Regions from separate parts of the Homo sapiens genome. Here all the other regions are linked to region 1. Evidence: chromatin loops called from intact Hi-C (ENCODE). Cell type or tissue: MCF 10A. All regions are shown on one strand.

Region 1 (2,500 bases):
ACATCACTGTCCTTACTTGTTTGTGCGCAGGTGAAACAGATCATTCTTTCATATCACTCCAAACTAATGTAGAAAACTGAAAGCTGGTTGAAAAGGATGAGTATGTGCTACTATCAGTTCATTCCAAACGATCTCACAATATATGCCTGACATAAATTTAATATTTTGTTTTATAATCATAAACTAGGCAAAAAGAACCACAGAACAGACGAAATAACTGAAATGAGTTACTGAAATGCAACTGGGGCTTTAATTTCCAAATCTATCTTATAACGGTCTTACTTGAAGAGTTTATCACAGAAGTAACTGTCCTCAAAAGTTACATAATTTGAGAAAAAAAGAGAGGGAAGGGGAGAGACAGAGAAAGACATGACACACATTAGGGATGTTTGTCAATAAAAATAAGCAACAAGGGAGGAAAGCCTGTAGCACATCCAAAAAACGTCTGCCAAACACTCTTGCTATTTGTTTCCACCAAGTTATTGTTTTGGAAAACATGTTGTTCTCTCTTAAAATAACCTGCTTAATTGTTCTAAAAAGCCACTGCATTTCCACAGAGGGCTAAATCATTCCCATACTGCGATGCATTGACTGATAAAGTCAAAGTAAGTTATGCATAAAGCCACAAATAACGTTTGAAAAACTCCAAACTCCTCCATGATAAAAGAACACTAGCTACTGAATGAATCTTCACCAGCGCCCTAAGTGAGACTAACGCCTGGTCCCGTACACGTATTTTAAGAATAACAGTCATTCAAACTAACTCATTTCTCTCTTTGGATGTGGGAAATGAGCCACATCGGTGGCTACAGGTAGGCTAGTAATTATCTGTTTTAAGAAAGGTCAAAATGACCTTGGACGTTTTGACGTTCACTCCAACACTCGTATTATAAATCAGAATCTGTTTTCGGTCCAGTATGGTTGAAGATTTTCTACCTGGGAAAGTCCCAAAGAAATTAAAGAGTTAAAAATAATTCTAAGTTGTGAAAGACAAAGTCAGACACCCATAGCATAGGAAGATTTTTATGGACTGAATGTAACTCAAGATGTGTTTTATAAGCCTGTCAAGAGATGAACACTGTCCTCAAACACAGCAGCACTGCCTCCACACTCCCCCCTCGCTTTGGCTGCTCACCCCGATCCTGGCCCTCCTTGACCACAGGGGTGGGGGCGGGAGCTCCTGTCTTAAGCCTTGACATCTGCAGAGCGTTTCCCAATAGTGAGACAAGGCCCCTCAGCTGGAGGAAGTGGATACTGACAAGGGGAGAGAGTGAAACAGACGGAGAGAGACAGAACTCGAGGCTGCCAGGGAATGGGGAGGGTCACGCATACTCTGTGCGGCCCGAGTGGTCCGGATGGCACAGCCCAGGTGTCCGGGCTAAAGTTGGCATCTCCAAAGTCCAGAACGCAACTTGGGCGCGCCAGTACAAACTCGGCCTTCGGCTTTTCTGAAGCCAGTCAAGTTCGCACAGGGCCCCCAGCGCCTGGAAATCTGAGAGGCGTGGAAGGGTGGGGAGTCCCGCGAAGTCTCCAGTCCCTGGGTGTCCTCCGGCTCCGCGGGGGAGCGGGCCTGGAGCTAAACCGGCCGGCCGTAGGCTGGAGTAGCGGGCGCCGGAGCGCGCGGTGGGGATGTCCGAAAAGGAGTTAGAGGCTCAGTCGGAGAGTCCGAGAACACGAGGGATGCCTACCTTGTAACATGGCCTCAAGTTTCTTCCTGTCCACGCGGAAGCGCTCCTCGCTCCACTCCGGGCTGTGCAGGGTCGCCCCGGCGACCAAGTCGTCCTCGGAGCCGGGCACTGGGGAGTCGGTGCTGCGCTCGCTGTTGGAGCCGGGGTCCGACTGCGCCGCCAGGTAGCCGGGCTCTCCCTGGGCGGCCATGGTGGGCGCGCAGCGCTCGGGCTCCCGCTGCCGCCGCCGCTCTGCCTGCGCTGCCGCCTCCGCTCGCCGGCCGGGCTCAACTGGCTCCCAGCGCCGCGGCGCTAGCTCGTCCCCCTGCAGCCGCCGACGCCACCGCCAACGCCGCCGCCGCCACTGAGCCCCCGGCGCATCCCAGCCCCGGGCGCCGCCCACGCCACCCGCCACCCCGGGTCGCGGCCCCGGTCCGGGTCCAGTGGCTGCGCCGCCCCCCGCCAGCAACGCCCGCGCGGAATGAGCGCGCCGCGCTGCCCGCGCCTCCATCCGCAGGGCTCGGCGCCCCCTCCCCGCCCGCCGCCCCTACAGCCGCGCGCTCATTGGCCCGGCCAGCCCACGGGGAGCCGCGGCGGGCGGGCGGCCCCTGGCGCTCACACACTCGCGCGCGCACACACACACCACGTACACACTGCCACTTTCTGCACTTACACGTATAAATCCTTTCCATACATGCACTTTCATAGCTCCTCAAACACACACACTCCTGAACGCACATGGAGTATCCACGTAATTCCTGTCTACACACACACATCACACACACTACTACTTTTCTGCACTTACACATACAAATCTCTTCCCCCTACATGCT
Region 2 (2,500 bases), 210 kb after region 1:
TCCCACCTCTTTTCTGGATCTCTCTGAATTTTCTGCTTATACAATAACTTCCAATATAAATTATAATCAGGCTGGGCACGGTGGCTCATGCCTGTAATCCCGGTACTTTGGGAGGCTGAGGCAGTGGATCACTTGAGGTCAGGAGTTCGAGACCAGCCTGGCCATCATGGTGAAACCCCGTCTCTACTAAAAATACAAAAATTAGCTGGGCACACCTGTAATCCCAGCTACGCAGGAGGCTGAGGCACGAGAATCACTTGAACCTGGGAGGCAGAGTTTGCAGTGAGCTGAAATCGCACTACTGCACTCCAGCCTGGGCGACCAAGCGAGACTCGGTCTCAAAAATAAATAAATAAATAATAATCCCCAAAGGCATGTTTACTTCTTTTCTAATTGCATACTTTATACCTTGATTTCTATCTGTAAAGTGACTTTTTAGCTTGCAGTTGGTATTTGTAAGACATCATAAATACTACAAATATATAAATACACAGAGATATACCATAGAAAGTTGACTCTTCATTTCATCCGAGTGCGGAATTATGAATATATGGAATCCTTCTTACCCAGCAGGAAAAAAAAAACCCATAAACTTAAAAGAGTAAGGGTAGAGAAATGTGCTTCACCCCAGAAGTGTATTAAACATTTCCTATAATTTAAGATGTATTTGAAGGCAATGTGAGATTAGAAATTTTATTTGATATTACATGTGGAATTTCTTAGAGCTCTCTGCCAGTGTGCATTTTTCTGTCCTACTGATAAAAGAACAGTCTAAGATCCCCTTACTTTGATCAGCTTACAGTCTGGTTTTTGATTCTGCCCTTAGGGTTTATATTCGCCCCTTTCTTAGCACACCAATAAAAAATTAGACGGTTGAAATCAACTTGCTTCTTTGAAATCAAGTGGCACACGTGCATTCGTCAACAGTATCACTGTTTTTCTAATCTTGATGAAGTGTTAATGAGAAACTTCTACAAAAAAGAGACTTTGACCCACTCCCACCTATTACCTTACCACAGAAATGTGTTGTCAGGCCTCCCCCTGGTGGACATGGTAACAAGTGCATAGAGGTCCCTAAAACTTGGATTTCTCACTAGGCTTTCCCCCTATGGAGCAGATATTAATAAAGGAGGCTAAAGGACAAAAGAGGAACTAGAAAAAAGTAGAAATGTTTGAGCTACTTCTCTCAGTTCAGATTTCCAACCTCCTCACCTTTGTGTGATGTGTTTATTGCTTCTGTCCTTCTCCAGTTTCTTCTTCTGGGTCTTTTAACATTATTAATCAAAGGGTATAACAAAGAAAGCAACCTTAGTCCCCAGAACAACTGTAGTTGGTTGACTATAGTTACCACTAAGCTATAGTTTCTAATAAAGAAAATGGCTTCTTTGAATGGAAACACTCATGACTATGCAGTAGTTATGATTCCTACTCATTCTGACATGCTGTTAAACTGCTGAACCAAAATGGACAGTAATGAATAATGGAACACACTTACCAGGTGTTGTGCACAGTGGAAAGTGCTTCCTGTGCATTCCACCTTCATGACAACTCTGTGAGATAGTTTTCTTATCCATGTTTTTTTTTTTTTTGAGACGGAGTCTCGCTTTGTCGCCCAGGCTGGAATGCAGTGGCGCGATCTCGGCTCACTGCAAGCTCCACCTCCCGGGTTCACGCCATTCTCCTGCCTCAGCCTCCTGAGTAGCTGGGACTACAGGCGCCCGCTGCCACGCCCGGCTAATTTTTATTTTATTTATTTATTTTTATTTTTTAAATTTTATTATTATTACACTTTAAGTTTTAGGGTACATGTGCACAATGTGCAGGTTAGTTACATATGTATACATGTGCCATGCTGGCATGCTGCACCCATTAACTCGTCATTTAGCATTAGGTATATCTCCTAATGCTATCCCTCCCCCCTCCCCCAACCCCACAACAGTCCCCAGAGTGTGATGTTCCCCTTCCTGTGTCCATGTGTTTTCATTGTTCAGTTCCCACCTATGAGTGAGAATATGTGGTGCTTGGTTTTTTGTTCTTGTGATAGTTTACTGAGAATGATGATTTCCAATTTCATCCATGTCCCTACAAAGGACACGAACTCATGATTTTTTATGGCTGCATAGTATTCCATGGTGTATATGTGCCACATTTTCTTAATCCAGTCTATCATTGTTGGACATTTGGGTTGGTTCCAAGTCTTTGCTATTGTGAATAATGCCGTGATAAACATACGTGTGCATGTGTCTTTATAGCAGCATGATTCATAGTCCTTTGGGTATATACCCAGTAATGGGATGGCTGGGTCAAATGGTATTTCTAGTTCTAGATCCCTGAGGAATCACCACACTGACTTCCACAATGGTTGAACTAATTTACAGTCCCATCAACAGTGTAAAAGCGTTCCTATTTCTCCACATCCTCTCTAGCACCTGTTGTTTCCTGACTTTTTAATGATTGCCATTCTAACTGGTGTGAGATGGTATCTCATTGTGGTTTTGAT
Region 3 (2,500 bases), 130 kb before region 1:
TCACTGCACTCCAACCTGGGTGGCAGAGCAAGATCCTGCCTCAATAATAATAATAATAATAATAATAATAATAATAATAATAATAATAATAATAATAAATGGTTCATATTGTCAGGAGCATATGTGTTTTTGGTGACTGGTGCAATAGAATGATGGGTTGTACAGTCAACCACACTTTCCTGGGAGACCACTGGCTGAGTGGAACAGAAAGGATGACTGCACAGCTAGACGTTGAGGGCACGGTTTTGCAAATGTTCTCAAGTCACCAGGAACTCATTACAGGAAAAGTTCCATGACATTCCAGGAATAATGCCAACCTAGAACTCATCATTCTGACCTCTTCCTCTAACCAACCAAAGTCACTCTTCCACACCCTGGAACACAACACATAGAGATTTAATAAACATTTCAGGGAAGACAAGCTAAGATCTACATAATGACAGTACTCAGTACATGAAAACACCCCCAGCCTCTTTCGGAACTCAGGAATAAGAAGCCACCATGAGTAGCTGCTGTTCATTTTCATTCACCCCGAAAGTGCAGAGCCTAACTCACACCTCACAAAATGCAGATACTTCCCTGGGCTATTTTCCAGGTATTCAGCACTTACCAATTAATTAATAATTCTAAATGCCAGCTTTAGAGTAACTATTTACTATTCACTTAAATGTGCAAAGCTGGCCTTGAAGAGACCTGGCTATTCCAGTTTTACTATAAACTTGCAGCACTGCTATTACAATTTCAAATTGTGTCTTCCCTGCAAGATATTTTGTAACTATGTTTCAATGTTAAATTATTTTCTCTGAAAACATGTGGCCATTTAGACGTCAAAATAGCAACGTTAGGTACATTCATACTGCTGTGATTCACATTCCAACACAATGTGAATCACAATGTGAATTCCTAACACAATGTGAATCCCAACAATGCTAACACCACTAGACTGTATACTTAAAAATGGTTAAAATGGTAACTTTTATGTGTGTTTTACCACAATTTCTTGAAAAAAGAATCTCTCAAAAGAGGTTTTATCTATATAACCACATTGTTAACCCCACAGCCAACTCATTCTCCATTACAAAGTACAGAGGCTATAAAGTTTCCTAAAATACAAATGATAACCTTCGCTGTATTATTAGAACTTAAAATTACAAATGATTAATCTCTCTAAGACTAGTCAATACTCGAATAGCCAAGGGTATGAAGGCACCACCATACCATTTCTACTGAGCTATTTTCATTGCTTGAAATGTATTTGGTAATAGTGTTTGTTCCAGGAAAGCAAAAAAAAAAAGGAAAGAAAAAAAAGAAGTCAACCTAGATGGCGCCAAATCATCTCCTAACCTCAGGAAGACAAACATCTGCCTCTGAATCTGCAATAAGTCCTAGAAAAATTCCAACATGAAGCAAGGGCACGACGGCAAAACCACAATGCAAGTGTTGCCCTGATTTAAAAGGCAAACAAAACCCCGAGCCTGTCCAACACAGAGTAGATAATGAATAGCAGCCATCGCATGATAGAGCTTCCCAAAATCATTTCCTGGGGATTGCACTGTTAGCAACCCCTGTGGTTGCTCTATAAAAAGAAATTATTTACCAACTGCCTTGACATCATAGGTAATGGAATAATACATCAAATGAGATGCTTCATTTTTCCTGCTGAGGCTCAGCTCTAAGGAATGTATTATTGTTTTGGAAGAATTGTAAAAGAATTCCAATAAAGACAATTGAAAGAAAATACAATTATATCCTCAATGGGCAAGAATTTTTAAATGTGTTTTTCTAAGTGGAAAAGCAAAGAACTGCTTTTGAAAGTTGAAATAGACACTTAAGAAAGCTTTTTATCTATCCAAAGCAAGTGATGAAAATTTAGCTGTCCCTCAAAATTATTTTGTTTAAAAATTGAAGAGCTTTTTACTTGATGTGTTCACCATGTAATAGGTCCCTTCCAAGTTGTTTCTTTCGTAGACACATTATAATCAGTAATTATTCTATCTACTCATTTCTCTATACTTTGTCTGCATTCTTCAGTGAAATTTATGTTTGCTCCATAATGGCAGAATCCATGTCATAACTGCTCACCACTGTATTCCAAAGGCCCAACTCAGTACCTGCCACACACTAGTGGGCTCAAAAACAATTTTTGGTGAGTAAATGCACAGTTAATTGAGTATCCCATGGCTGCAATAACCATCTTAGGGTTTAACAAATGTCTATAAGCTGCATATGTAAATATTTTTGGTCTCAGAGATTTAAGAGGTCACAAAGGGAAGAAGGGCAGTCCATAATTTATTTAAAATCTAACTTAAGTTATAACACCTTAAGACTTTGCATGTAAAAAAGCCACAATGCAGCTTTCTTCAGTATGGATAAGGATTAGTTATTGCATTTCATGACAGCCCTACCTGTTTATAGGTAAACATTTTGGTACAAACACTCTATTATAACTTTGGTTTCTTCCTATACAACTGACACCTTTTTATATCCAAATAGCAAATAA

What was found. Peaks named below come from ENCODE experiments on the same cell type or tissue, not always from the same donor. Only the 100,000 strongest peaks of a DNase experiment are listed, where the experiment ranks them.
Region 2: it touches region 1 in a loop (4-fold over the local background); 12 of 110 quality-filtered maps call a loop at or near these places.
Region 3: it touches region 1 in a loop (3-fold over the local background); 6 of 110 quality-filtered maps call a loop at or near these places.

The regions. Positions count from the first base shown.
Region 1 is chr10:58,512,522-58,515,021 of GRCh38, reverse strand. It overlaps BICC1 (BicC family RNA binding protein 1), which reads right to left and starts at 2,150. Exons shown (of 21, transcript NM_001080512.3): 1 at 1,689-2,150. The coding sequence starts at 1,878. In MCF 10A, no CTCF peak of the experiment used is centred here; a DNase peak (open chromatin) is centred at 1,201.
Region 2 is chr10:58,298,239-58,300,738 of GRCh38, reverse strand. No RefSeq gene overlaps it. Among named protein-coding and RNA genes, the nearest start is that of CISD1, 30 kb to the right of the region's middle. In MCF 10A, a CTCF peak has its summit at 1,043 (motif pointing left); a DNase peak (open chromatin) is centred at 1,038.
Region 3 is chr10:58,640,265-58,642,764 of GRCh38, reverse strand. All of the region lies in intron 2 of BICC1 (BicC family RNA binding protein 1), which reads right to left. Among named protein-coding and RNA genes, the nearest start is that of BICC1, 130 kb to the right of the region's middle. In MCF 10A, a CTCF peak has its summit at 1,334; DNase peaks (open chromatin) are centred at 294, 864 and 1,414.